3 separate regions of the Mus musculus genome follow, and all the other regions are linked to region 2. The links are chromatin contacts, found by POLR2A ChIA-PET in ENCODE. All regions are on one chromosome and are shown on one strand. Each heading gives the region's core, a stretch centred on a gene start or an enhancer-like site at or near the end of the contact. The rest is flanking DNA. Distances are from core to core; before and after follow the strand shown. Region 1 holds the start of Mllt6 (myeloid/lymphoid or mixed-lineage leukemia; translocated to, 6). Region 2 holds the start of Cwc25 (CWC25 spliceosome-associated protein). Region 3 holds the start of Fbxo47 (F-box protein 47).

The links. ChIA-PET counts read pairs that join two places held with the same protein, here RNA polymerase II (POLR2A).
Region 1: POLR2A ChIA-PET joins it to region 2 with 15 read pairs in embryonic stem cell. The contact joins the promoter of Mllt6 here to the promoter of Cwc25 in region 2. POLR2A ChIA-PET finds 5 or more read pairs at or near these places in 4 of 5 experiments (Patski and embryonic stem cell).
Region 3: POLR2A ChIA-PET joins it to region 2 with 11 read pairs in embryonic stem cell. The contact joins the promoter of Fbxo47 here to the promoter of Cwc25 in region 2. POLR2A ChIA-PET finds 5 or more read pairs at or near these places in 4 of 5 experiments (Patski and embryonic stem cell).

Annotation. Positions count from the first base shown.
Region 1 is chr11:97,661,986-97,664,853 of GRCm38, reverse strand. It overlaps Mllt6 (myeloid/lymphoid or mixed-lineage leukemia; translocated to, 6), which reads right to left and starts at 1,442. Exons shown (of 20, transcript NM_139311.2): 1 at 1,174-1,442. The coding sequence starts at 1,282.
Region 2 is chr11:97,765,282-97,768,144 of GRCm38, reverse strand. It overlaps Cwc25 (CWC25 spliceosome-associated protein), which reads left to right and starts at 1,532. Exons shown (of 10, transcript NM_026186.4): 1 at 1,532-1,720. The coding sequence starts at 1,703. It also overlaps the pseudogene Atp5l2-ps.
Region 3 is chr11:97,882,900-97,885,870 of GRCm38, reverse strand. Fbxo47 (F-box protein 47) reads left to right here and starts at 1,717. Exons shown (of 11, transcript NM_001081435.1): 1 at 1,717-1,948.

The DNA of each region.
Region 1 (2,868 bases), core at 193-2,692, 100 kb after region 2:
AAAGCCAGCCCAGTAGGTGGGGCTGCTCCCCAGACCCGGGATCACTCAATGGAACAGGACTACAAGAAATGTCCAACCGCATAGAGCCAGCCTTCAATCACACAACCAAGCATTTCAAACAGGGGCAAAAAGTCTGACAGAGTCCTTGACCTTAAACTTCCAAAGATCCTCCATTCTCATCCCACCCCTCTCCCTTTTTTCTGGACCTGAATTCCTCCCCCTCCCCCCCCCCCCCCCCCGCCGCCTCTGCCCTGACCAGTCCCCTAGGCACCAGAACAAGAAATAGTCATGATTGTAACACGTTTTGTTGTTATGAGGGGAGGGGGGGTGCTTCTTAAAGGGCCAGTAAGGGATAAGCCAAGGAAGTCGGGGGTTCAAGGACCTCATCTTCTGCCTCTGTCACACGTACAGGTCAAAAGTGAAAACAGAGGGCAGGTGCGGGGCAGGTACCCAGAGGAGAGTGGCGGGAAAGGCCCGCAGCCACAGCATTAAGGGTTGTCTTGGGAAGGGGGGTGGTGGTGGTTGCCTGTGCCAGACAGGCGGAGATGCCAGCCTGCGCCCTCGGCAAGATTCCTTAAGGAGTTAACTCCCGAACCATGTGCGGCGGCAGGGGGAAACTCCAAACCTCTCTCTCCTCCATTCCGGCCCCCTGTAAAACCGCTCTCCCAGCCTCAGCTCTTCCCCGGAGGGTTTCAGGATCCCTTCTCCCGTGGGACCCTTCTCCTCCCTTCCCAATTCCGCTCCTCCCAGTATCCGGAAGCGAAGGGGGATGACCCCCCCTTGACCTCTTCCTCCCGGAGCGGGAACCAAAATAAACCGGGCGGGAGGGGGGGTTACCTCGCAGGTAAACATTCCCGGGACAGCCCTGACACCGGCGGTGCGGGGCTCAGGGAGTTCACTCCTTGCGCCCTGGACTCTCCCCAAAACTCCTTCAACTTGGGGTGGGGGGCGCGGGACTGAACAATAGGCAAGAAAACAATGCCTGACCCGGTCCTGGAGGACCAGGCTGGGGATGGGGGGGAGCCCACGCCGCCTTTCGCTTCAGGTGGGTGGGGGAGGGGCAGGCGCCCCAGGAGGGCTCCGGAGGGCGCGGCCGAGGGCACCCCGTGCGCGCGCCGCCCCGGGGTCCCGCAGCTCCCCCCCCCCCGCCGGCCGTCTCCCCCCTCCCCTTACCTTGGTGGACGGCCACGCTGCACGCGTGCCCATCGCAGTAGACCAGCGGGTTTTCGGCCCAGCCCCTCTCGTCCGAACATACGCAGCAGCCTCCTACCATCTCCTTCATACTCCCATGAGCTCCCTCCGGGGCTGGGGCTGGGGGCCGGCCGGCGGGGGTCGGGGGTCAGGGGGGGAGGGAGGGAGCGGGGGCCGCGCGCCTCCTCGCCCCCTCCTCCGCCGCCGCCGCCGCCGCTTCTTTTCTTTGCCTCCTCCTTCCTCCTCCTCGGCGTCCTCCTCCTCCTCCTCGCTCGCTCTGTCTGGCCGCCCCCCCCGCCGTGCTCTCGCCCTCATGCCCCGACGGGCCCCCCCCCCCCAACAATGAGACTCGCGCGCCGCGCTCCCCTTCCGCGCCGCTCGCCGGCTACCAGAGCCGCCCGGCCGCGGTGCAAGCAGGGCCCGGCGGGGGAGGCGCCGAGTGGCACATCGCGGGCGCCCGCCCGCCCCGCGCCGCCCGCTCACGCGCCGCCCCCCCGGCCCCCCTGCCCGGCCGCGGCAGCCATGGCCGCGCGCCTCCGCTCGCTCGCTCGCTCCCGGCCCGCCCGCCGCCGGGTAAAGTCTTAGGTTCAGGGAACAAAGCCTGGCTTGGTAGGGAGCTTTTCGCTCGTGCGCTCAGTGCAGCTTTCCCCGTCTTTTCTTTTTCCCTTTATGACTCTAGGTGGGTAGTTCCCGAGTCCTCCCCTCCGTGTCACACTTTGGGTCTCCGGTCTCCCATCCCCCTTCTCTGGGTGTTCTTCAACCCTAGGGAAATCTAGGGAAGATGAAAAAAACCAGGGCTCTTAAAAAGAACTGGAGCGATGTTAAACCATTTACCCGTGCTTGTTCTTGGAATGGGAATGGTGTCTCTGGATGGCAGCTCATGGGTGCTGTCCCTGGAGGTCACTCTGGAGGGTAGACAATGCCACGTGTAAACTTTTACTTACTTTACAAATCTTTTTTGTTAGTTTGAGACAGGATCACCAGTAGCTCCGGTTAGCCTCGAACTCACCACTTAGTGAAGGATGACCTTGAACTCCCAATTCTGCCTCTGCCACCAAAGTGCTAGAGTAAAGGCGTGCACCACCACGCCCCGCACAAAAATTTGTTGAATGCTAGAGTCGGCTGCGCGCCAGAGTAGAGGTATTCCTGCCCTCCAGGAACTTCCCTTTGAAGTCTTCAATGTCAAGGTCTCTAGGCACCTTAGGGGTACAATGAGGTACCCCACCTTAATTCAAGATCTCTGTTCTAAGTCGTAACTCCACCCCTAGCCTCAGGGCGTGCCTTGCGTTTTAAAGTGAGTAAAGCTGCCTCGGAAGTGCTTGCCAACAGAATCACGCCTTGACTTCTGGGCAGGTATAGAATCACAGTAGCGTACAAAAACGCACCACGAAGGATTAAAGTCCCCGAAATTGGGTCTAGGGTTTGATGGAAAGCGACCCAAGACTTCCCCCAGACTGGTATAAGCCCAAAGACGAGATCTGATTCCCCTTTTTTCTTTGCAAGGGGAAAGACGGCGCCCCCACAGGGACCAAAGGTCAAATACCCCCTCAGCGGGAGGTTGGGTGGCAGAGGGGAGAAGGCAGCCCTGGGGGCTTCATCCACACTTCAAAGACCTCTAGGCCGGGAACGCTTCCTGGGGGGGAGGGGCAGAGGGCTCGGAGAGGAGATGGCGGGCTG
Region 2 (2,863 bases), core at 283-2,782:
TGGCCAATCGAGGCTTCGAGTAAGTCACGGCAGCGGCTACCATCGACGGTGCCTTCTCCGCGAAGTTACGGATGAACTTGGCCATGGTCTAAGGTGGAAGGTATGTCTCCCCGAACCACCGGCTGAATTTGTTTTGTTTTTCAAGACAGGGTTTCTCTGTGTAGCCCTGGGTGTCCTGGAACTTACTTTGTAGACCAAGCTGGCCTCAAACTCAGAAATCCACCTGCCTCTGCCTCCCGAGTGCTGGAATTAAAGGCATGTGCCACCACGACCAGCTCGGAGCCAGTGTTCTTAATGGCTGAGCCATCACTCCAGTTCTTTAATTCTAACAACTCAAAAATAAAAACACAAGGGCTGGCGAGATGGCTTGGTGGGTAAGACAACTGACTGCTCTTCAAAAGGTCCTGGTGGCCGGGGGTGGGTGTGGGGGGGTGGGTGGTGGCACACGCCTTTAATCCCAGCACTCAGGAGGCAGAGGCAGGCAGATTTCTGAGTTCGAGGCCAGCCTGGTCTACAGAGTGAGTTCCAGGACAGCCAGGGCTACACAGAGAAACCCTGTCTCTGAAAAACCAAAATAAAAAAGGTCCTGGTGACTCACAAACTCATCCATAATGAGAACTGATACCCTCTTCTGTTGTGTCTAAAGACAGCAACAATGTACTTATTTATATATAAATCTTTTCTTCTTCTTCTTCTTTTCTTTTCTTTCTTTCTTTCTTTCTTTCTTTTTTTTTTTTTTTTTTTTGAGACAAGGTTTCTCTGTGTAGCTCTGACTGTCCTTGGAACTCACTCTGTAGACCAGGCTGGCCTTGAACTCAGAAATCTGCCTGCCTCTGCCTCCCAAGTGCTGGGACCAAAGGCGTGTGCCACTACTGACAGGCCCATAAATAAATCTTAAAAAATAAAAATAAAGACACAAGCTGGCTATAGTTTAGCAAGTCTGTAATTCCAGCATTCTGGTGACAGAAGCAAGTGGTATAGATCTGAGTTCAAGGCCAGCCTGATCTACACTGTCCCCAGATAGCCAGGGTTTTACATAGAAAGACACTGTCTAGGAAACAAAAATAAATAAAATAATAAAAATAGGTATTTCCAGACCAGAATGATCTCAAACTTTGTGCCAGAGCTGGCCAGTTTCCATCTACCAAGCGTGGGAGATGACTGGGGGTGTGCCATGACATCTGGCTTTTGGGATTTTGTTTGATAGCATCTATTTCTATAAAACATGCCGGGAATGAGGGAGCTGGCCGAAAAGCTGGTTTGGAAACCCTGGTGTAGCGGTGAGATGGGGAGGCGGCCTAAGTTGGCAGATACTGAGGTCTTACACTGTCTCGCTTCTACGGCAGAGCCCTGATGCGTTGCCAAGGCAACAGAACCCGCCTATGGCTTTTCAACAGTTGGGGCCAGGGGCTTACGTGAGGCAACCAAAAAGAGGCCACCAAAACTGACGGAGGGTAGAAAGTACTTGCGACTCTAGGTTCACGTAGACTTAGCGCTCATACCAAACGTCATCGAGCCGAGACGCTGACGCAGTCATATGACACCACCCCGGAAGTGCGAGCTAGAGCGGGCGGGGAAAAGGGCAGCTGGTTCCTGTAGGGATTAGGTCCCGAGAGGCCGTCTCTGAACTGTTTCCCTAGGTTTCCTCTCTGCCTTCGCTGAATCTTTCAGGTCCACAGACTGAAGAACCGTCTCCACCATCATGGGAGGCGGAGACCTGGTAAGTGCTAGAGGCCTGGGCAGCGACGACTGAGCCCGAGACCCACAGGCGCCGGGGTGGGGTGAAAGTCGGGGGTAGCAGTCGGTAACCCTGGTAATGAAGTCTTGATTTCAGCACAAGGGGGTGATAAACATGGAGAGGGAGCGGATGGTGAAGCCCACAGAGGGACTGAGATGAGCCTCGGGAAGATGTGCGGCGAGGAATGTTTGCTGTTGTCAGGATTTGCTGATTCGGGGGCTTCCCGGGGGCTCCCAGGAAGTCTAAGGTTAGGGAAGGGACAGTTGAACTCATGGTATGGAAGGAGGTAGATCTTGGGCACGTAGACTTTATTTTGTGTATGTTATCTTCGGACATAGCCTCCCCTGCTCCCCCTTTTTTAGCTAGGAGTTCACAGTTGTATCCTGGACCTGGACTGTTGAAAGGGTGGGCTTCAGTCATTTCCCATCCTGAGCTGTGCCGTTTAGAGGCGTCCATTTCAAATCTTTTCCATCTTTGTTTCCTTCCTTACATCAGTGTTTTGCTTTGATGTGTAGTGAGGAGGCAGCTTTCTTCGGTATCGGTAACACTTTTTTTTTTTTTATGTTAAGTGGCAATTGCTCTTAAGTCCTGTAGTTCGTTTGTGGGGAAGGAATGCCTTAAATAAGGCAGAAATATCCAAGAAGCAGAGAGCTAGATTAGGACACTATTGATCTTCTCAAAGTGAAGGTAATTGAATCAATAAGTACATCAGTTTGGGTATCTGTCCACTAAGCTGAATTTGCCGGGTGTCCTTAATTGGATCAAGTTGCAGGGCTCCATCAAAGTTAGTCTAGTTTAGTATGTGCTTCATGTAACTGTCTATTATGGACAGTGCATTAGTTTACTTCTGTAATAAAACCAAGATCAAAAGCAACTGTCGGAGGAGAAGGCTTCTTGCATCTTACAGGTTATAGCCCATCATTAAGGCAGCTCAAGTTGTAACCCAGAGGCAGGAACTGAAGTAGAAACCATGGAGGGATGCTGCTTACTGGCTTGCTTCTCTTGCCTTACTCAGCTTCCCTTGTTTACACAGGTAGACCACCTACCTAGGGATGGCTCCACCCACAGTGGGCTGGGCCTTCCTCTCTCAGGTCATACTCAAGAACACACACTCACAGACATTCC
Region 3 (2,971 bases), core at 468-2,967, 120 kb before region 2:
GCTGTTTGAGTACAAGAATTAAGGTACAGGATAAGGAAGGCAGGGGGCAGGTAGTACTGAAGTATCTGTCCTAATTTAGTAAATGAGATACGAGACAGGTCATCTCAAGGTTACAGCACCACTTGGGGAAGTAAGTATGGCTACAGAAAAAGTCATGTAAAGTGGGTTTTTTTTTTTTTTTTTTTTTTTTTGCTTTTTGGGGGTAGGGTGGGGGTTTGAACCTGGGACCTCACATCTGCTAAGTACATACTAATGCTAATGCTCCCAACATCTAAGAGGTACAGATTTCCAAAAGAAACCTGGAGGAAGATTTAGAAGAGGGAAGTCAGGACTTTGAGGATGCTAGGGGTGGAAACTAGGCTCCAGTGTGTTCTAGGCAAGCATTCTACCGCTAGGCTACTCCAACCCAGGGAAGTCAGGGTATCTGTTATCTACTTTAACTGGTTGTTTGGTTTTCTTGTGTTTCTATGTGGATAGGTGTTTTTCCTGAATATATATGCCTATGTACCTGAGGAGTCTAGGAGGCCTGGACTACAAGAGACCCAGTCTCAAATAATATGTATCATTCTGTTATATCTTTAAGGCCTCCCAGACAGCCTGCCCCACTGCAGGCTTCCATCTGAATCAAGCCCTGCATACTGGATCATGATTTTTGTAATCCCAGCACTGTAACTGGCTCATGCAAGAGTCAGAGGTTTAGGCTAGCCTAGCACTACCCAACAAGACCTTGTCTCAAAGAAAAAGAGAAAAGAAAAAGACACAGAATCTGTAAATAAATGAGAATTTAATATTAAGGGCTTTGGGGGTGGGGTGGTTGAGCCAGATTCTCAAGTAGCTTAGGCTGGTTTAGCCTCCTGCCTCCATCGGGAAATGCCATCACACCAGGCATCTAACAACTTTTTAATGAAAAGCTCTTGTGACAGATCCTGTTGGCCCAGGGGAAGAGTGAATCGGAAACTGCCTTAAAACTGAGTGTAGGGATGGAGAGATGGCTCAGTGGTTAAGAGCACTGACTGCTCTTCCAGAGGTCCTGAGTTCAATTCCCAGCACCCACATGGTGGCTCATAACCATCTGTGATGAGAACTGATGCCCTCTTCTGGGTGTCTGAAGACAGCAAAAGTGGACTCCTAAACGTAAAGTAAATAAAATCTTTTTTTTAAAACCTGAGTGTAAAAAAACGTAGTGGAGCGTATAACTCCTCCAAGTTTGAGATCTCCATTTACAGCCTCCCCACTTACCCTACCATAAGAGCTCCCGTTTCTCCCGTTCAGCAACTTGGTGTCTAAAATGGAGGTAGCACGGGCTTTTAAGGGCCTCACTCCGAATAACATCCCTGAACAGGAGGGCACCATGGGAGCCTCTGCTTAGTATTCATGAGAGGGCGTGGCCTGCTTGGGGGCGTTTCCCGAGAAGGTTCTGGGTATTCATAAGGGAAAGACTGAAGAGCCGAGGTTTCTTTCTATTCGCGAGGGGGTGGGGCCTCCTCCCGTGCGTGGACTCCTGGGAGTGCTCCGAGCGATTCAAGAGAGGAGGCAAAAGAGCCGAGGATCCCGGCGTCTCATCCTTTCTTGAGAGGGTGAGGCTCCGCCCGCAGGGTTCCCGGGAGATCTCTGAATATTCATGAGGGGAGGGGCAGAGGAGGCGAGGCTGCTCGATATTCATGAGGGGGCGGAGCCTCCTCCCGCTGGGGCTCCTGGGAGAATTCTAAAATCTACTTGAGGCGACGGGGGCGCCCGAGAGCTGAGGACGCAGCTCCGGGGCGGAGCGGAGAGAGCGGAGCAGGATCCGCCCCCATTATCTGGCGGGAAAAGCCTGAGGAGATTTTTTTTTTTAATTTTTTATTTATTTTTATTTTTAAGTATTTGTGAAATCTGAGGATGGTGGGACGAGACGACTAAATCCCACTTTCCTGTGATACTGTAGCCGGAAAAACTGTCGAAATCTGTGGTAACAAGTGTTTTATATTCCCCAGTACTTCCGGTAGAAATAATTGCGTGTTTTTCAGCAGGTCCTATTTGATTTTTATGCGGGCCAGTTTCTGCTCTGGTTCCCTAGGTGACCTCTTTGGCGGTGTTTAGCGCTGGCAAAGGAACGTTAAGACAAAGCGCGGTGACTTGCTGGGGTATTTTTTCCCCTCCGGAAGAGGGTGTGGGGGCAGGGACGAGGTCGGCGCCCTTAGACCCGCCCCGTTCTCGGTGCGTGGGCGGGGCAGTGCTGCCTGTCACCGGCTCCTCGGAGGCCGAGGCAGGAGGCTCGAGAGTTCCACGCCCGCCGGGGAGCCACAAGGGAAAAACTGTATCCCATTGTCACAGGGCTTGTGCGCTTCGTACCTTCAGGCTAAGGGGAAAGCAGGAAGAGTTTGGTAGGAAATAGGTACTGTTTCCACAAAATCCTGCGCTCCTCCACCCCTAAAATAGGTCTGAGGGAGGAAAGGGAGACTTAAATGTTGGGGTTTTGTTTTCTTTTGTTTTGTTGGCTTTTTGTTTGTTTGTTAGTTTGTTTCCACTACAGTGTTTCTTTGTGAAACCACCCCAGCTGCTGTGGGACTTGCACTGTTAGACTCCCACAGACCAGGCTGACCTCGAACTCAGCCTTTGTCTCCCTTGTTGCTGGGACTATAGCTGTTCGCCAGTTGAGTCTAAGTTTTGAAATAACTGGGATCAGTTGGTTTTTGTTTTTTTTCTCTCAGAGATTTAAGTGAAAAATTATACATACACGTTATGTCTATACCCTTAATAGGTGATAAAGACCCCTGGGAGGAGGTTGTTTAGCCCCACACTAGTCTGACTAGGATGGAAGTTTCTGGAAGAAAAAGCAAATTTATGTTTTATTATAGTAAAAATACTTGAAAATTCTGTAGTAAGCATGGCAGTGGTGTTGCACGCCCTTAATCTCAACACTTGGTAGGCAGAGGCAGATGGATCTGTGTGACTGGATCTCTGTGAGGCCAGCCTGGTCTACTGAGTGAGT